5 separate regions of the Mus musculus genome follow, and regions 2, 3, 4 and 5 are each linked to region 1. A link is a loop called in an ENCODE intact Hi-C map of the cell type or tissue named here. Cell type or tissue: left cerebral cortex. All regions are shown on one strand.

What was found. Peaks named below come from ENCODE experiments on the same cell type or tissue, not always from the same donor. Only the 100,000 strongest peaks of a DNase experiment are listed, where the experiment ranks them.
Region 2: a loop joins it to region 1, with 2.1 times the contacts of the local background. A loop is called at or near these places in 3 of 42 quality-filtered maps.
Region 3: it touches region 1 in a loop (3-fold over the local background); 3 of 42 quality-filtered maps call a loop at or near these places.
Region 4: a loop joins it to region 1, with 3 times the contacts of the local background. A loop is called at or near these places in 2 of 42 quality-filtered maps.
Region 5: a loop joins it to region 1, with 4 times the contacts of the local background. A loop is called at or near these places in 6 of 42 quality-filtered maps.

Annotation. Positions count from the first base shown.
Region 1 is chr1:132,877,882-132,881,881 of GRCm38, reverse strand. It overlaps Lrrn2 (leucine rich repeat protein 2, neuronal), which reads right to left and starts at 1,527. Exons shown (of 2, transcript NM_010732.4): 1 at 1,207-1,527. In left cerebral cortex, no CTCF peak of the experiment used is centred here; DNase peaks (open chromatin) are centred at 282, 1,055, 1,462 and 1,904; H3K4me3 peaks cover 2,031 bases; H3K27ac peaks cover 2,267 bases.
Region 2 is chr1:132,933,477-132,937,476 of GRCm38, reverse strand. Lrrn2 (leucine rich repeat protein 2, neuronal) reads right to left here. Exons shown (of 2, transcript NM_010732.4): 2 at 1-496. The coding sequence starts at 278. Among named protein-coding and RNA genes, the nearest start is that of Gm31159, 5.6 kb to the right of the region's middle. In left cerebral cortex, CTCF peaks have their summits at 565 and 2,361; DNase peaks (open chromatin) are centred at 35, 2,443 and 2,891.
Region 3 is chr1:132,815,243-132,819,242 of GRCm38, reverse strand. No RefSeq gene overlaps it. Among named protein-coding and RNA genes, the nearest start is that of Gm31101, 30 kb to the right of the region's middle. In left cerebral cortex, no CTCF peak of the experiment used is centred here; DNase peaks (open chromatin) are centred at 765, 1,708 and 2,401; H3K27ac peaks cover 1,223 bases.
Region 4 is chr1:132,973,302-132,977,301 of GRCm38, reverse strand. No RefSeq gene overlaps it. Among named protein-coding and RNA genes, the nearest start is that of Gm38687, 3.6 kb to the right of the region's middle. In left cerebral cortex, no CTCF peak of the experiment used is centred here; a DNase peak (open chromatin) is centred at 1,872.
Region 5 is chr1:132,756,419-132,760,418 of GRCm38, reverse strand. No RefSeq gene overlaps it. Among named protein-coding and RNA genes, the nearest start is that of Nfasc, 17 kb to the right of the region's middle. In left cerebral cortex, CTCF peaks have their summits at 1,250, 1,633 (motif pointing left) and 2,517 (motif pointing right); DNase peaks (open chromatin) are centred at 786, 1,239 and 1,632; H3K4me3 peaks cover 459 bases; H3K27ac peaks cover 297 bases.

The DNA.
Region 1 (4,000 bases):
GCGAGGCTCATGAAGCCTGTCAATCATTCTGGATAAGTAAGGACGGGTAGATATTTGCTCCTGGGTCCCCTAGATAATGGTGAAGACGCTGGCAAAAGGCCACTCCTGTTGTCCTGACCTGGCTGCTCTCTCCAGTGCCCTCCTGCCTCCTGGGGTCTTCAAGCAGACGGCAGCCAGTCCATCTCTGGCAACCAGCGGCAGCCAGCGCTGTGCCCAGCCCACCCTCCTCCAAGCCCTGCCAGTCGCCCAATTAGAAGCTGCGTTGGCTTCAACAGATGGGAGCTGCGGCAGCCTGAGGAACAGAGCACAAAGCCCAGCTGACATTTTCCTTCCTGTTCATTTGGTGGGGGAGGAAGGGCAGGGGCAGCCGGGAGCATTGCAACACCCTGCTAGGGCCCACCCCCGGGGTCCAGTTCTCTCCTTCAGCGGCTCAGTTCAGCTGCCTCACCCCGCCGCTCGAGGATCTTGGCTGGCTGGGCAGTCTGCGCCCGCACAACCCTGTCATGCCAGCAGGACAGACGGCCCACCTGTGGCTGGCCAGCCCAGCCTGTCCCTGGCATGATGCGGTGGCCTCAGAGCTGCTTTAAACCGCACAGCGCCCAGGCTTAGCCCGGCCGACCCCTCCCCCACCCAAAAGTCCCATCTTAGACTGCAGTCAGACCCTAGTCTCCCGCCCGGGAGGAGCCTGACTCTCGGTGCCAGATACTTTGTACAGACCCAACCAAGGCCACCCTGTCTTTTTTGCACGGCCACCACCCGAGCTCCCAGGAAGGGAAAGTCCCCTAGGCTCTAGTGCGCTTCCATCCTGCGAGTTCTCCTCTGTCACGCCCTCTCTAACCCCGGGGCCACCTCTTTGGCTCCTCTGCATCTCCAGGGCTCCCCGCTACCCAGCAACAGTTTGAGGGGTTGGGGCCTCTCCCAGTTGGTTCAGGCCCCGACCCTCTCCCCCGCAGCTCCGGTCCAGCCAGCGCAGCGGCCACCTCCTTTGCATTCTCTAGCTCTCCTTCCTTCGCCCCTCCCGGCCTTCTCCCCAAATCACCAGCTCTCCTGCAGGCATCTCGGCGACCGCCGCGGTCGCGGCCGCGCTCCCCTCCCCCATCGGGTCATCAAAGCCCGGGCCGCGGGGACAGGATCTCGGCGACCCTCAAGGCCAAGCCAGCGTCCTCGGAGTCCACAGTCCCGGCCGCCAGGGAGCCGCACACTCACCGCGCGGGCGCTGTCCTATGTCCGTCACTCGCCTCCCGGCTGGGATCGCTGCTCCACGGCGCGCTGCTACCCAGGCCCGGGAGGCTCGCCGGGCGCCTTCCCCAACCTACACTTGTCCTGGGAGTGGTCTCAACGCTGAGCCTGCGAGGGCGTCAGCAGAATGACAGTGTCCCCAATCCTGCGCGCCGCGGCTGGAGGTTGGCGGCCAGGGCCGGCGCTCCCGGAGCGCCGCGCGTCTGCGGAGCACGGAGCAGGCCCGCGGCGCCCGGCGCCCCCGCCGCGCCTCCTCCCTCCTGGCTGCTCGCGCTCGTCCTCCTCACTAGCTGCTCCGCCGCGCTCCCAACCTCCCTAGCCCACTCCGGTCGCCTCCTCCCTGTCTGCTTGCCACGCCAACCCCCTCCAGTCCCGCTGCCATTTTAACTCCTGAGTGGCCAGAAGCCCCTTCTGCCTCACTTGCACACATCCCAGAGGAAGGAGTTGGGTGGGGCCCGATGCTGTAGTTTGAGCGGTCCTTCTGCATCAAGACCCAAGGCTTATGGAAGAGAGGGAGAAGGGCATAGCGCTTGGGGGTCAGGGGAGAAATAAGTGGCATTGCTGATGCTCCCTCCCACTCTCTTGCAAAAGCCAAGAGAACAGATGGGAAATTCAGCTTGTAGGACAGGTGTGGCTCATAGGCACCGCTTAAGGCTGTGACCACATTTTTGCACGGTACTACCCTCCCCAAGTTAACGGTGGACAGGACAAAAGCCGTGGGCGAGTTTGTCCATGGGCACTGGCGGCTCTTCTGTAGCCTTTTCAGTACTGCTTCCAGTCTCCTGGCACATGGTTAGTCTCAGAGGGATTAAGGGAGGCGCTGACAGGTCTACACAGGGACTTGGCCGCAGGGTTCTACACCTGCAGGCTGGTCATCGTGAAGCCATGAAACTAGGAGGTAAAGCAGGACCCAGAAAATGGGTGCTGGGCTACTGCTTGGTGGCTCAGAAAATTGGGGTCACCAGCACACATTGGGGCTTACTTGAAGAGTAGGTCTGCTGCAGTGAAGGCTTCAGGCCCAAGTCTTTGAGAGGCCTTCAGTGTGGCCCACTAAGAATAGGTACCAGAGCTAAGCTTCATAGCACGCCACACCCAATCAGAGCCTGGAAAGTCAAGATGAGAGAAGATGGGGCTCAAGGTGTAGGGACTTCTGCAAGTCGGGGCTTCTTTAGGGGGCCATTCTTCATGACTGGCTTTAGATTAGTGTCCCTGGCCAGACACAGGGCTTCTGGGTTCTGTTTATTCTAAGAATACAACCAGCAGTGACAGCCATGCCTACAGCCTTGTCGAGTGGACTTGGAAGTTCTGTGTTCTGTATAGACAGAGTTGGCCCCTTAATCCTTCCAGTAAGCACATACTAAATACCAGCAGAACTACTCGCTGGTCTCCACCCGCCACCCCTGCTGTGGGATATAATGGCCCTCGGGAGCCGAGAAGGACGGGGTGGAAGTACTTGAAACAAATTTTAGCATTTCAAGGCAATGGAAGGTGCCATAGAAACACAGATTGAAAACGCTGTTCTGGGCTCTGGTTATTCATGGGAGGTTTTATAGAGGAGCCGAGCTTCCAGCTGAGCCCAGCTGGACCGATAGGATTTAAACTGGCAGAGAAAATGGGGACTAGCAAGGCAGGAAAGTTGAGGCAAGCAAAATAGAATAGGTTGTCTGGAAGGTGGGGGCTGGGAGTGGGGGACCAGGCAGTGGAGGAGAGCTAGAGATGAACTAAGAGACACCAAGCCTTTTCACACAGCTCTGTATCAGGCTGACATACGTCCCCATTTAACAGCCCAGCAAATGGAGGCTGGGAGCGGATGGAATTCAGGTCGTCATCCTGGCAGCACTCTTGCACGGGTAGTATGACCTCAGTTATGCAGAGTGGGAGAGCCTGAGACCAAGATCTAGAAACTCATCTGTGGCCCTGTACAGAGTGATTTAGGATGAAGAAAGGCCAGAGGCTGGGAGGGTGGCTGCCGTAAAGACAGGAAATGAAGGAGCACTGAGAAAGAAGAGCCTTTGTAAGGGAGACTGGGTTGGGCCCAAGGGAGTAGAAGAATTCTGCATGGGAGCACCAAGCTTTTGAGTCTGATCTTGCTACTTGTCAAATCAGTGGAATGACGTTCCCAGCCTCAAGACCATCAACATATGCGGATGGATGTCCAAATAAGAGGAGATGTTTGCCAACTCCTTCCCCAGCTCCAGGTCTGAGCTGGCACTCACAACCCTCTGCCTCCTATTACCCACACCACCAAGTGTGTCTTAGCCCAACTGGAGCACAAACTCTGGTGGAAGGCTGTGCCTGACCCAGGCAGCACTGAGATGAAACCAAGATGTTACTGTGGATACCCAACAACTGGTTGCTTCTGTCACTGTTGCAGTTTTTGAGACAGGGTCTCTGTAGCCCAGGCTATCTGTGTGATCCTCCTGCCTCAGCCTTCTCAGTGCTGGCATCATGAGCATATGCCACCACATCTGGTAATAACTAATTAGTGAACAAGTAATACTAGCTAATGGCTGATCCTGGATTGGCAGACCCTGATGTATGGGAAAACCACATGAGCTATTAGGACAAAATTTCTTATAACGAAGTGGGAAAGAATTTATAGACTCGGGGAGATCTGGGCCTGAACCTTGCTGGACCACACACTGTGTAGCTTTGGGAAGGTTATTGAGTGTCTCTTCCTGGTGTAAAAATAGTAATGTTTAAGTTAATTCATAGAGATCTCTTAGTCAAGAGTAGCAATGGGCATTTGCTGACTGTGTCC
Region 2 (4,000 bases), 56 kb before region 1:
GCCAAGTAGGCAAGCTCAGTCTGGTCTATCCGGCTGATGCTGTTACTCTGCAGGAGCAGGGTCTGTGTCCCCGCAGGGAGCCTTGGGGGCACTGCCGTCAGGAAGAGGTCATTGCAGTCGACAGTGGTGGCTTCACGGTAGGACGAGCGGGGTGTGTACCAGGGCCGGATCTGGCAGGCACACTGAGGAGGGCAGGGCACACGCCAGGGTACCACCGGTGCTGCAGCGGTGGTACCAGCCACCCAAGATAGCAAGAGGGCAGCCACGAGGAGCCTCATGGTGGAGGTGGAAGGCAGGGGAGAGTCCTGCTCTTCACGACTTGCAGGCGGAGGTTCAGCAGCCCTGCCAGGGTCCGGGGAACCACCCTCTCAGGGCAGTCATTCTACACAGGGTGGGTGGACATCACTTTGTGCTGTCCTGGGTGTAGGTCCTCATCTTTGTGCACTGGACTGGGACTGGGACTGGGACTGCCCACTCATTTCCTCATTGGGCGACCCTGAAAGGAGACAACAGAGTTACGGATATGCAGGGATGAGGGGTGGAATTGGTCCCTCTAGCCTCCCCTGGTGGGCTCCAGAAACCAGAGAAGTAATCCAGGAGCTGGATGGGACCCAGGCCTCCCACACCCTGTCCTGCAGTCCTCAAGGTTTCAGAATCCTTTCTACCACCTTCTTAGGGAAGGAGTGACTCCGAGTCTTTGAGGAAAGTCTTGGGAATAACTTAGAGGTGTGTGTTTGTGTGTGAGTGTGTGTGGTGGGAGGGTGGTATGGTGGTGATGGGCACCAGTGAGGGTTATAGTAGGTTATGTGTGAGTGTTTGGGAGGGAAGGAAAATGGATGGGCTGAAATGGTCAACAGTGAAACCCAGATAAATGTGGAATAGATTTTTTGACCTTTCCTATTCTCCCCTCCTTTCCTCCTTGGCTCATTGGTTAAGTGAGATAAATGATCGTTTCTAGACACTTCTTTGACGATGCAGGAGGAAGGAGGCCATGGAAACAGACTCGGCTTTAAAATATGGGATGGGCTTCCCGGAACTATGGAACTGAGCAGTGGGTCTTACCCCACATTCACATGAGCTGGGGTGGTCCTACCCAGGGTCTGCCTGGGCTCTCTGGGTGAGCTTTGGAATATGGCCACTTTCCACTCTGAAGGCATGGACCTTCGTTTTTTCAATAGCCTGTTAGAATTGTCTAGCAGATGTTCAGGGACCAGAGTCTAATTGCCTCAGCCCCGTAGGTATGGTCTTCTGTAATCTAGCCTGGCCCTTTCTGGTTGCTCTTGTTTCTCTCCCACTCAGGTTCTCCCCACAAACCTTTTGGGGGTAAGCTCACCCTGACATACCACCTCTGTTCTGTCTCATTTCTCTCAGACAACTTCGACTTGTTCTTCAAGACTGAAGTTCAGTCACTTCCTACAGAATTTCTTTTGGGCTGCAGGACTTCTGGGGACAACAGACTGGTAGCCAACAGGGGTTGGCACTGTACTGCTGCAGTGTTGTGCTTGCTGGGGTCCCAGCCCTGATCAAGCCATCCAGAAAGCTTCCTCTGGCTAGAGCCCAGCCCTCTCAACACACCTGTAACACAGGGTATGGCTGGTGCTTACTGTATGGTTCAAGTTCTGTGTCCTTAGGGCCCCTTCCCCAGGGAGGTCTCTTCTACCCAGGACCCAATCCAGGATGTTTCCTCTTTCCCGGGTGTAGAAAATCAACGTGTCTTAGCCGGGCGTGGTGGCGCACGCCTTTAATCCCAGCACTCGGGAGGCAGAGGCAGGCGGATTACTGAGTTCGAGGCCAGCCTGGTCTACAAAATAAGTTCCAGGACAGCCAGGACTACACAGAGAAACCCTGTCTCCAAAAAGAAAGAAAACCAACGTGTCTTCTCTCTTAGACCAAGCTGTACTACCCTGAAGGTCCATCAAACCTTGACTTAGAGCAGAACACTTTCACAAAACTGGGCCAGATTCCGAGTTCTGCTCTTTGACCAGGTCTGCCTCCTAAGTAGAGGTCTGATCTGGCAGATCTTCAGTGGCTGGTGTACAGAAGGTGCTTACTAAGACTCTGACCAGCTTCTTTCGTTCATAACTGTACTAATGGGCCTGCGAGTGAAGCACTCACACCTCTCGTTTGTATAGGTCCAGAAGAACTCAAAAGAACTAGGCATCACTCTCCATGCTGGGAAGCAGCCCAGCCTTGGAGGAATACTGCTTATACGTCGCTGATCCCACCCTTGGTTTGGCCCAGCCTGCTTTAGCCTAGAGCTATGGTGCTCTGGCTGCCCTGAAAAAGATTGGTGCCATTCCTGTCCTCTGGGTGAGATCTTGCCAGGAAACTGCAGGAGGCTGAGTGGTGTTTACCAGCAACACCTCTAGCTGGCCACTTGGGGCTCTTTGCCTCCTCATCCTGCTCCAGGATGCTGGGCTGGGAGCAGTGGGGGGCAGGGCAGCCTCCACCGAGGAGGAGAGCGGCAAGCCTGTGTACATCTGACTGCGGCCCACTTTTCTCAGCAGCTATTTTGGAAGGTGGGAAAAACAACGGTGATTTGAAAGGCACAGAGGTTTGCGTAGGGGTGTGTGTGTGCTGTCACATAGATCTCAGGGCAAACAAACACACGTGCGCACATGCACACACACACACACACACACACACACACACACACACACACACACACACACGCACGCATGCCTGCCTGCATACATGTTTGGTGGAAGCCCCAGGAAACCAGCGGCTCGGTGGGTAACTGGGGCTCACGGGGGGGTGGGGTGTACTTTGTGTGTGTGTGTCGGGGGAAGATGCAGGAAACAAGCTAAGAAGCACCTGTCATTCAGATGGCTCTAAGTGCCACGCTTTTATACCAGATGCCAGGACACGAAACGTGGCTCTACCTCTGCCCTGGGAAAATTGCTCAACCTCTCCAAGCATCTGTTGCTTTACGTCTCCTTTATTTTCTTACAGAAGACCGTCATGAGACTGAAATGAGCCTGTTGCTCAGAGAGAGAGCCGTAGAAATGCTAGCTTCTCCTTTTCCAGGGTTGGGAGGTGCTCCAGCCACATAAGACCTCTTTTCACTCCCTCCTCCTCTGCTCCCCTTCATCCTTTCTTCCTCCCTCCCTCTTGTTATGTAGTCGAGGCTGTCCTTGAACTCAGGACCTCCTCCTTCCATCTCCCAAGCGCTCAGAGTATAGGCACGCAACACTGTCCTCAGCGACCATAGGACAGACATCTAAGGAAGGATAGTCTCGACGGCAGACAGTAGGGTGCAGTAAGTAAGCTCCCTCTCTAAGCTTAGCTCCTAGGAACCCAACACTACCCCCAAGGTGTGGTGGAGAGCTGTGAGCTGGTAACATGGCCATCCAGCAAAGAATGCCAACGGATGAGGAAAGCCCTGACAGCTCCCACCTAGAGAGGAAGGTGGGTCTGAGTAGGTAGCAAGGGCTCTTTGGAGGGCATCCCAATGTGTCACTGACCTTCAGATAGGACCTGAACCCCTGGCTTTCCTCTCCTCCAGCAATACCTCTGTTCTGAGTGCCAAGGCAGCATTCAGTTGTGCTCAAGGCATTAAGAAGCTACCAAAACCTACAAAGTTCCACGACAAATATTTCCACTGCTGGCCTTATCTGTCTGTCTGTACAGGAGCAGCAGGGTATATTATTCCTGGGTTAAGAAGCAGCTGAATCTGGGACCCCAAAGTGTGGCAAAGTCTCAGACCAGTCCTTCCCTTGTGGCTTAGCACACAGCTTCTCACCACCACACCTTCAACACCTCCCCCAGCTTCTCCCTTCCTAACAGCTTCTCCACCCCCTAGCTTTTCACCACCACAACTCCTGACCGAATAGCTTCTCCCCCCTCCACAGCTTCTCCTTCCCACATACAGCTACTCCTCCCACACACAGCTTCTCCCCACAGCTTCTCACCACCAAAGCTTCTCCTCCCCCCACAGCTACTCCTCCCACACAAGCTTCTCCCCCACAGCTTCTCACCACCAAAGCTTCTCCTCCCCCCA
Region 3 (4,000 bases), 63 kb after region 1:
AGAAAAAGGCTTTTTAGTGAGGGAGTTGTGTGTGTTTGTGAGCATCCTGGCCAATCCCTCAGATGCTAGAGTTTCTTCTGCCCATAGGGAAGACTGGGGGCCACAGTCACACCTGGCATCTCATTCCAAATACTGACAGGCAGAAAGTGGCAGACAACTCCTCTCTCTCTCTTCATCAGATCCTCCCTGTCACTGCCCAAGGGTTCAGATCTCCTATGGTGTCACCAGCACGAGAGCCTCCTACTTCTGAACCTTGTTCTGGAACAGCCTTGCTTAGTTTGTAAATACCAGCAGCAAGGCACCATGAAACAGAAGAAATTGAGGCAGGATGATCCAGAAATGCAGGATGACATTTGTCACCAGATATACAGACAGAAGCATGGTCCTGAGCGGCAGCAAGACTAGGTGGACCCCCACGAGGTGTGCCAGAAGAAGGTGAGTATATACTGTTTAGGACAGAAGTGAGCTCATTCTAAGCTGTAATGTACCTAGTTTGTGCTAATCTATCGTCAGGCATATTCCTGGCATCAGGGTCTAGTTGAAAAGCCAGAAACCACTGGTTGTAGTTTGCAGTGAAACTTCAGGAGAAACAAACTAGAGGGATACAGATGCATCATGGTAGTTACAACTCAAGATGGCTGCAGTCACCTCAAGCTGAATCCTTATAGACTTTTGGCAGAAGCGCTGGGAATTCTCCTCCAGCCCACTGTCTGGCTGAAGCATCCGTGTGAGCCTTACCGCTGCCCCATCCCCCTCTCTCCCAACTCTCTACCAGAGCAGTCTGCAGCCAGACATCTGGTGCTACGGCTCCAGGTCCAACTCCTTCAGGCCCCAGCCTATGCGGATGTAGTCTTCCTAGCCTCGGATTCCTGTCTGTTCCTATCAATCCGTTGTTCTGAGAAGGAAGTAAGGTGTTTATTAGACAAGTACTAGATCATGTGAGGGGACGAGAGCTGGTGACGAGCCAACAGAACGTCAAGAATGCATAAGGTGCGAGGTGGAGGCTGGTGGGAACATTTTGTAAGGAAAATGAAAAACTTCGATTTTGATTCCTGCTGGGAAAGGAGAAAAAACTGAGCAAACACCAAGAGAGATGGAGCCTTTGCAGGTGATGGACAACCCCGTGAAAAAGTAGAGTACCTCTCACCTTTCACCTTTCACCTTTCCCCTCACCCCTTACTACAGTCCATTTTCTCTACATTTCTAAATTTTCTGTTTTTCTCTATCTTTCATGCAGTGGCTCTCTGCCTAGGGGTTAGGAGACAACCCCTGCCTATAGGTGTTTGGAAATGTGTGCTTGTCACAAAGACGAGGCTCTGGTGCCATTGAATGGATGGGGCTGAGGATGCCAAGAATAACTGAAGCTTTGGGAATAGTTTTGCCCAAGAAAGAATGGCCTCTTCCAAATGCTAGTGCCAGGCAGAGAATCAGCCTGGCATGCCCTTTGTCTGTTAGCATTCTCCTGTCCTGGACTGTGGCAGGATCTGTCCCTGCCATTGGCATGCCTTTGTCCTTGGGCAGGGGCATGACCTCTTCCCACCATGGGCATGCCTTTGTCCAGGGTTGTGGCAGGACCTGTCCCCACCATGCCACAGCACACAGGCATGCCTCTGTGCTGCTGGGCTGCCTTCCCTGGCCATCACCCCATCACACATTTGGAATTTTCCATTACCAGTGGAACTTTCTTACCAAGCTAAGGGAGACAGATGGGAAATTATCAAAGAAAGCACAAAGCATAAAAACAGAAGAGCAGCGACAGATTTCTGAGTCTCGGTTCACTCAAAGCTATTCATTCTATCACACAGACACTTTTTTTTTAACTCACAATTTTCCTAATTGAAGTGATACAATAGACAAAGTCTCACTTGCCTTCCCATTCCAAGAGCCCCTCAGGGTCATCCTGGCCCTGATGCTGGCCCGGCAGACTGCTAAGACTGGCCAAAGGCCAGTTCTGGGCCTCCCTTGGCATGTAACTTAGAAAGAACATGGGCTCAAATTCCTCCGTACCCCAAGCTTAGGTGGCCTCTGGCCTCTCCTGGCCTTTGATCTTTCATGTTGCCTTCACACAGTAGGTGAGCAAGGTGTGGTCCTCTCTGTGGAAATGCTGTCATTGCAAAAGGACTCACGGACTCATGAATTCATGCAGGAAAAATTCATTGTTTATTCTAAGTCTAAAACAAGGGCTACTGAGTCTCTGGTTGTTGATGACCCAGGGGCCTAGGCTTCTTCGACCTGGTGGCCCCTCCCTCATTAGTTTCTAGGCTACTATGGCTGTCTGCATCCAGCGTGCAGGAGGAGAACGGGTACCTGATTATGGTCTCCATGGGCCAGGCCTTGCATGCTACATCTCTGATTCTGATGAAAGGCATGAGATTTCATGGTGTTCTCTAGCTACCAGAGGCTGGGAAATGCGTGCTGACTTATGTGTGAGAACATGAAGAGCTGGCTTCGTCTTCAGCATATGTCCTTATCTTCCCGAATCCACATTTCTCCAAGTCCTTCTCTCTTCATTATTGGCAGTCTAAAACAGTTTTCTGGTTAGCAATTAAGTGGCTGGTTTCTCAAAATGCTAGACATAGAATTATCACGTGATCCAGTAGGTCTATCCCAACAAGTTTATCCAGAACTAAAAGCAGAGACAAACCGATACCTGGTCCCACAGGTACAAGTAGCCCAAAGGAGAGAACAACCAAAAGTCCATTAATGGAATCAGTATAGACAGACAGCAGAGTATTAATTATGCATAGAAAGCAATGAAGTATTGACACTTACTAAAGCATAGAACCTCCAAAGGACTATGCTAAGTGAAAGAAGCCAAGCATAAAGGATGCATACCACATAGACCTTCCACACAAAATATCCAGAGTAGAAAATCCATACGTAGTTTCCCAAGGTCAGGGAGGAGCTGTTTATTGGGCCCGGGTGTGTTTGTGTATGTGTGTGTGTGCACATGCACATGTGAGTGCTTACTTTTAGGGGTAATGAAAAGACAGCTATCAATACTGCCATGTATAGAGACCAGTGAACTGTTCACTTGAGAATGGTTGACGTTAGTTGTGTGAATCATAGAACATTAAAACTTGGGGTTAATCTTTTTTTTTTCCAAGACAGGGTTTCTCTGTGTAGCCCTGCCTGTCCTAGAACAGCCCTGCCAGTCCTGTAGACCAGGCCTGCCTCTGCCTCGAGTGCTCGAGTGCTCGGATTAAAGGTGTGCACCACCACTGCTCAGCAAGGGGTTAATCATTCTTAAATGGCTGGATTTGTCTTTTGTGAAGACTTTCTTTGATCTATCCTCTTTGTTAACTGTTTTGGTCTGCACATCAAAGGGACCATTCTGGCCTAGTCTATTAATTAACACTGGGTGATTAACTGACCATTTCCCCCTTGGCCTCTGGACTCCCTCTTAGCGTTCAGTTTCTGCTAATAGAATATGCATGTCTAAGTCACAGAGTCTCTGTTGGAGAGTTCACTGCTGACCACTGACAGTAGACATCCTGCACGCATGTTGTTAGCTCCAACCACTTCCGTAGCTTCTCATCTTCTTTGCTGCCATGCCCGCCCTCCTTCCCTGCCACCTTGGATGCCAAGGAGGAGGGTAAGAACAACAGCATCCCTGGTTCTAATCCTTTCTGGCTACATGACTGTGGTCAAAGAGTCCTTTGAATAATGAAAACAAATCCACAGAGAAGTCATATTCTGCTCATGCTTCAAATTCAGCAGTGCCTGCCCGATGTTGAGGAAGGGCTTCTCTGATTAGACTGCAAAGCCTCTGAGGGTAAGACCCATGCCCTAATCACCTTTCCATTCTTAGCTCTTAACATGGTGCCTGGATTATATATAGTAGCTGCTCAATAAAAATGGATTCAGTGGATGAACGACCCGCATGTAATAGGATACGATAAGAGAGACTGTTTTCTCATACGAATAAACAATCCAGTCGAAGCCATTGTCTTGTAGAGAGAGCAGCTTTTACTTAAAATCAATGGATGTTCATTCCTGC
Region 4 (4,000 bases), 95 kb before region 1:
CTTTTGCAGCAGCTGAGAGTAAACCAAGGCCCGACTGAGGCGGACTCTGCCAAGCTAAGGCTGCCCATCTTCCCATGCACTCTTGGGCTGGGCTAGACAATAATGTGTCACATGTGATGGCTGTTCACTGACACTGCCTGTGGAGTCCCAGCCTAACTCCTCACATAAGGAGCGGCCTGCCCCTGGTTTATCTGAATCCAGGACAACGGTTGGAAGTCAAGGAGCCATCTCTCAAGTCCCCTACGCCAGACAGTGTCCTCTACCAAGGATAGAAAACCAACGCTCAGAAATGAACATCCTCATTTCTCCCCTCCCCTTCCCTCTCCTCTCCTCTTCTTACTTTCCTCTCCCCCTCCCCTCCCCTCTACTCTCCTTTCCTTCCCTTCCCTTCCCTTCCCTTCCCTTCCCCCTCCATCTCCCTCCCCTCCCCTCTTTTCTTCTCTTAGTCACCCTCTTTCTTTTTGAGACAGGGTTTCACTATGAAGCCCAGGATGGCTTCACATTCACAGATATCCCTCCTCTGCCTCTGCCTCCTCTGCCTCTGCCTCTGCCTCTGCCTCTGCCTCTGCCTCTGCCTCTGCCTCTGCCTCTGCCTCTGCCTCTGCCTCTGCCTCTGCCTCTGCCTCTGCCTCTGCCTCTGCCTCTGCCTCTGCCTCTGCCTCTGCCTCTGCCTCTGCCTCTGCCTCTGCCTCTGCCTCTGCCTCTGCCTCTGCCTCTGCCTCTGCCTCTGCCTCTGCCTTTCTCCCCAGTGCCAGGACTAAAGGTGTATACCACCACACCCTGCACTTCTTCACAGCTGTTAGCTGGGCCTGGGTTCCCAACCAAAGGTTTGCCTATGGACCAGACCTGATGTCGAGTTAGCTACATAGATTGACTTCATAATTTATCAAAGCAAAGGAAGCAGAATTTTGTGCTATTAAGGCAGGCATTCGACAGAGTTTCACTAGAAACAGAGAAGACAATGGGGGGTTGGGGAGGCTCTATGGGAAGAATGTCACATGAATGCATTTCATTTTGCTCACTTTGTTATGCTGTCAAACTTTCCTTGTGGCCCACCTCATGCCCCCTTGCCTCCTTGCCTTCTGCTACAGGGCAATTGAGAATGCACTTACTTGATTTAAGGAAGCTGTGCAAGGTAACAAGCAAAACAAAACAACAACAAAAACACCACGCAGAGGGTACCCTACCTGTACCATAAGGCCAGGGATGGCGAGGCAGGCATGCACAGCAACCTGGGACTCCCCACACCTCTCTTCTAATAATGCCCTTGGCAGCCTAGGACCAAGTGCATCCAGTTGCATGTGTGCAGGAGGCATGGACTTATTGGAGGTGTGGACCTTGAGGTTTCAAAAGTCAACACCAGGCCCGGTCTCTCTCTCTCTCCCTCTGCTTGTTGCTTGTGAATCAAATGTAAGAGCTCAGCCCTAGCCCCAGCACCGGGCCTGCCTGCAGCCATGCTTACCACCGCGATCATTGCCTAAGCCGCTGGAACTGTAAGCAAGCTGCCAATTAAATGCTTCCTTTCCTAAGTTCCCTTGCTCTTGGTGTCTCTTCACAGTAACACAACAGTCACTGAAGCAGGGTGCATGCGCTGTAGCGCAAACTGTCCACTGAGTGAACTGGAAGAAAGGAAAGGAAAGGAAAGGAAAGGAAAGGAAAGGAAAGGAAAGGAAAGGAAAGGAAAGGAAAGGAAAGGAAGAAAACAAGAAATCCTATTTGCCTCTTCTAAAAATATTTTAGATTACTTTAGTGTATGCACATGAGTCTTTTGCCTGCATGTATGCATATATACCATCTGTATGCCTGGTGCCCAAGAAGGCCAGAAGATTTCGAACGCCCTGAAATTCCCTAAACTGGAGTTACAGATTGTTGTGAATCACCATGTGGGTTCTAGGACCTGAGCCTGGGTCCTCTGCTAGAGCAATGAGTGCTCTGCTGAGCCAACTCTCCAGTCCCTCATGTACCACATTTATAGCTATACATAATGTTGGATACATATGATCAAAATCAGATGCATCATAAGAAGGGGCATGCACAGCCAGCAATGACTTACATATTTCAACCATCACTCAAAATAGAGAAGCAACTAAACCACACACCTTAGCAACGATACCCTTCATCTCTTAAGACCTCACCAGAAAAGCTCTAGGCAATAACCTGGGGCCCCAGGCTTTCTCCCTCTGGTGCCCGATGCTCTTTGGCAGTATATCTGATCTTTACTACTGTTTTGCTTTTGAATAAAGTCCCCTTGCTACTTTGCAACTGCTGTTCACCTTTCTTTCATTTCTTTGAGTAAGATGCCGAGAGCCCGGTGCTGGCCACTGGGAACATAATGAATTCTCGAGACACAGTACACAGTTATGATAAGGTGAGGAATGTGAACTCCTTCAATAGCCACGCAGGGACACAGAGAAAAATGAATTATAGCTGTGAATTAGTTAAACTGCTTTGACTCCTGGCAGGTCCTGCACACACTGCACCTACCTAAGAGCTCTGGATTCACGAGTGAAAGAAAGGCAAACACATCCAAAACAGCTAATTTTGATGTGCCTTGACTAGCTTAATGGCTGGGCATTTCTAAACCTCCCTGAGGCCAGCACACATTTTCCTCCAGTATTCCTGGCTTAACAACTTCTAAATCTGTATTTTATTTTTTGCTGCCCTGTTATCTTCTGGGCAGCCTCCCCTCCACCCCCACCTCCCTATAGGGCCGCTTTCCCTTTCCATCTACATTGCTGGATGCTTTCTCTCCTGCAGCTCTTAAATCTGATTTCTTCTCTAGAGTCACGGCGATTCTCCTCTTCCCCTCTCCCTCGGCCACTTGCTCAGGTAACCTAAAAGTCCCACCCCATCTCCCTGCCCAGCTATTGGCTGACAGCAATTCTTTATTACTAATCGAAGCCAGCTGGGGGCAGGGACCCTAGGGTCTAGAAGCGGCTTATGGGAGCCAAATTAAGACAAAGCATTAGAACCAATTCCCAACATCTCACCCTTTCTGCCCACATTTTTAAAAAGGCTCTTTTCTCAGACACAAATTGAGCATAACCATAACAATTTTGTAAATTACAAAGTGTGATATATAATTAATATCCAGTCCATCATATTTGTCAATTAGATAAAGTACTCCACTATTTATCCTGACTTAAAGAGCTTACAATTTTTTAAAAGATTTATTTATTATATGTAAGTACATTATTGCTGTCTTCAGACACCCCAGAAGAGGGCATCAGATCTCATTATGGATGGTTGTGAGCCACCATGTGGTTGCTGGGATTTGAACTCAGGACCTTTGCAAGAGCAGTCAGTGCTCTTAACTGAAGAGCCATCTCTCTAGCCCAACAGTTTAAAATTTTATACCTAAATTATGTTCTGACTTTAACTTGAATTACCATCTGAAAACCATCCTTTCTGTATCATCTTCCTCAATGTTAAACAACTTGAATTTGCTTATGAGACTATAATCAATCTTCAACCCTGTCAGAAATCCAAGAATGAACTAAATATTACCTGAAGATATAGGAAGCACAAAACATAGCCTCTAAAACTTAACCAATTGCAGAGACAGCTGACTACCTGGACAGTCCTTCATTTCTCAAAACATTGGAGCATACATGTTCAGCCTTCTGGCCCAGAGCCATCTGACAGACCTTGAAATGAAAGCAGGAAACGTGAAGGACTAGTTTACTCTGTCCTGGCTCCTAAACTGTCATCTATCCTGCATTGTGTGTCCTTTGGTAGTCAGATCTTTATGGAAATTAGCTTATTATCTGCTGCTCTGTGAGTGAGTTACTGCTTTGATTCAAGTTGTCAGAAGTGGTATGGAAAAGGTAAATGACTTATCTGGGGTCAGTCATTCAACTAGCAAGTACACAGGGACTTGATTCCAGGGAGTTTACCTCCAGTGTCCATGTACTTAATGACAACCCATTTTGCCCTCCTGTGAAAATTCATTCATTCATTCACTCTCTCTGTGTGTCTCTCCCTGTCTCTCTGTCTCTGT
Region 5 (4,000 bases), 120 kb after region 1:
GGGATGGCTCAGCAGTTAAGGACACTGACTGCTCTTCCAGAGGTCCTGAGTTCAATTCCCAGCAACCACATGGTGGCTCACAATCATCTGTAATGGGATCCTATGCCCTCTTCTGGGGTAGGTGGTAGTGGTGTTGTGTCTGAAGGCAGCTACAGCGTACTCATATACATAAATAAATAAATCTTTAAAGAAAAAATTGGATTCCAGTTTAGTATATCCAAGGGAACTTGGGGTCTAGGATCTGTAACAGGTTCCCAAAGTCTTCACAGTCCTGTGTGTGTGATTCACCTCTCTAGTATGTGTCCAGTCACTTGGGGAGGAAGGAGCATTCACAAGCAGTCTGACCCTGTCTTTGAAGGGCTTGAACAGTGAGGAATTTTCCATTAAGTCAAGTCTATTTCTAAGCCCTGGTTCTGCCACCTGGGCACAGGCCTCGCTCCTGTGCCAAGGCTTTAGCATTTTGCTTAGACCGTCTCCATGGCTTCCCTTTTTCCACCTGTGCCACAGATGCCCAAGTCCTGGGAGGGCAAAGAAGAGCTTGTTCCAGCTTCGAACCCAGTCTCTGACCTAAGCTCTCCCTATGCCTGCCTGGCCACGGAAGGCCATGAAGTGTTCTCAGCCATGCCTCCAACCCCCATGCTTCTAAAGAAGACTCTCCTAGTCTAACAGGATGGGGGTGGCTGGTTGGGTGGATTCCGAGAAGGAAGAATTGAGTAGAGGAAGAAGGCCCTAGTGGTGTGCTGGCAAATGCTTAGCTGGCTCAGCTCTCTGCTCTCCACAGCAGCAGCAGCAGCAGCAGCCGGCTGACACCACAGCCCTGATGTCTAGCACTCAATTGTTTCGGTGGTGTCTAGTCTCCCTCCACCGCCAGTGTCTAGCTGGCAGAGTACCATCACTGCATGTGGTAACAGTTAGAGCAGTCCCAAGCAACAGAGACAGTAAATGTAAAAATCCCCAGTGACACTAGATTGTAGCGTAATCATTAGAAAATTAGGAGTTTTAGTGCTTGCCGTATTTTTAATGTATTTAGTTGTAAATTTTTAACGAAGGCTATATTTAGCAACACGTCTTCGAAATATAGCTATCTGCTCTCATGAGCATGTTTGAGCCAGCTCCAGCTAGTCCTTTTGGGCCTCCGCTTTGATAGTTGGAATTTATCTTCAAGGACAGACAAGCCTTGGAGGCTCCTTACTGCCTATGCCTTTGAGACGCTCCCATTGATGCTAGCATCAGCGCTCTGTCACCCCCTATCGTCGACACCAGTGTCTACAAGTACCAGGGAGCCTTACTTTCTGGGACAGATTTGTACACCCCAGCGTAGGTAGAGTAGTCCCCTTATGCAGCCTTTTTGCGTGATTCTTCAGCTCTATTATGCACCCCATCATTTGGGGCGAGTAGAGGTAGTAATCACGCGGCATCTCATTCTGACTTTGAAGGGCTCAGTGAGGGTTTTCCTATTAAGTCAGTCTATTTCTAAGCCCCAGTACTGTGCCCTGGGCACAGGCAGAGGAGGTCCGCTCTCTATCGTCAGCCAGCTACTCTCTCCGTACCCACCAGAGCAACGGGTCCTTTGAGCTCAGACCCTCCCGCGGGGAGATGCAGTCAACCTTACCTGGAGCTGTAGCGCCATCTAGTGTCTCTGTAGGGACATTGTCGCGTTCACCGGCTCTTCAGCCCCGCCCGGGCACCCCTGAGTATGCTGTGCTGATTTTGTCTGAAGTAGAAAGTCTCTCCAGACATCCACATCAATGTGGATCACAGCTGAGAGCTCCAGCCTGGGCAACCCCGGGGTTCCTCTCAGCCAGCAGCTTTCAAGCCTCATCGCCTAAGACCACCTGTGAGAAATACATTTACAATAGACACAGCAGTCCAGGATATCCTGTGTAGAGAAGGTTCGAGAAACCATGTCTACCCTTGCTGTGTATAATGCATTTGGACAGTTCTGTTATTATTCTTTTTTTCCCATTAGAGGAAAAATAAAGAAAAGCCAGACACAACTTCAGCAAAGAGAACAACTTATTCACTGATTGGTCATTTACCTGTTGTTTGCAAAATCTAGCCTAGACTAACAAATCAGTTCACTGAGGACCAAAGAAAGAAGAAATGAGCTCCCCCAGCGAACCAAAGGCAGATCCATCAAGGTCCAGGTTGCTGCTGTCTAACCCTGCACTCTTTTCCTCTAGTCGCTGGCCTTTTCTGGGCTCTTACTTAGCATGGAAGCCCAGAGGCCCCACTGGCCTTGGTCTGGACATTTAGGCCACATGGATGTGTGTGCAGGTGCCCCATAGCCCCAGAGCCCCAGAGGCCAAGGTCCACCATCTTCTGGAGAGGAGCTTCTTTTTGTAGCACCAGGCAGGTTTACTAATGGGGAGGACAAAGGCAGGTCAACAGGTGGTATTAGCATTCTTACTCCAAGTCACAGGCCTAAAAGTAGCCTCTGGGATGTCTGTCTGTCTGTATTTTTTTAAAGACTTATTTATTATGTGCATTAAGTATATAGTGTGTGCATGCCTATATACCAGAAGAGGGCATCAGATCCCATTACAGATGCACGTGCAGGTATACACATGTCAGAGCATGCATGTAAAGATCAGAGCCACCATGTGATTGCTGGGATTTGAACTGAGGACCTCTGGAAGAGCAGTCAGTGCTCTTAACCGCTGAGCCATCTCTCCAGCTCCCCTGTCTGTATTTTCATGTTTTAGATAGTGACTCACTATTGGGTTGTCCTCAGATGGACACTTCACCCTTGGGACTGAATTTCTTTCTTTTTAAAAAACAATTTATTTTTATTTTATGTACATCGGTGTTTTGACTGCACACGTATCTGTGTGAGGATATCAGATTCCCTGGAACAGAAGTTAAAGAAAGTTGTGAGCTGCCATGTGGGTGCTGGAAATTGAACCTGGGTCATCAGGAAGAGCAGCCAGTGCTCTTAACTGCTGAGCCATCACTCCAGCCTGATCTGAGACTGTCTTTCTCTCTTTCTTTCTCTTTTTCTTTCTCTCTTTCTCTTTCTCTTTCTCTTTCTCTTTCTCTTTCTCTTTCTCTTTCTCTTTCCCTTCCCCTTTCCCTTTCCCTTTCTCTCTCTCTCTCTTTCTCTCTCTCTCTCTCTCTCTCTCTCTCTCTCTCTTCCTTCCTTCTTTCCTTTCCTTCTTGTGTGTGTGTGTGTGTGTGTGTGTGTGTGTGTGTGTGTGTGTGAGAGAGAGAGAGAGAGAGAGAGAGAGAGAGAGAGAGAGAAAGAGAATGCATGTGCAGGTATACACATGTCAGAGCATGCATGTAAAGATCAGAGGACCACTTTTGAGAGTGTTCTTTCTTTCTAACATGGGTTCTGAGGTTCAAACTCAGATTATCAGGTCTGTGCAGCAAGCATCCACTGACCCACCTTGGTGGCTCTGAAACTCACTTCTAAAACTTGAATCTTAGCTGATTCTTTAAAATGATTCCTGGTGCAGTGTTCCTAGGTGTGGAGGTTTGAATAGGTATAGCCCTCAAGGGCTCATGTGTCTGGAGGCTTAGCCCATAGGCAGTGACACTGTGAGAATGTGTGGTCTTATTGGAGTAGGTGTGGCCTTGTTGGAGGAAGTCTATCACTGTGGAGGCAGGCTTTGAGGTCTTACATATGCTCAAGCCATGCCCAGGGTGACACACAGTCTCCTCTTTGCTGCCTATGGATCAGGATGTAGAACTCTCAGCTCCTTCCTAACTCCATTTCTGCCGGAACAATTCTATGCTTCTCACCCTTTGATAAAGAACTAAACCTCTGAAGATGTAAGCCAGGCCAAATTCAATGTTACACTTTATAAAAGTTACCTTGGTTATGGCATCTCTTCACAACAACGAAACTAAACCCTAACACACTAGGTGAACAGTAGTAGAAAGATACATCCACATGATTTTCCCAGAGGGTATTTTGGCATTTAAAAAAAACTAAAATTTTAGGTTGAATGTATCTGGAGATGTAGCAAGTTTGAAGTAGCCCTGGGATACCCACGAC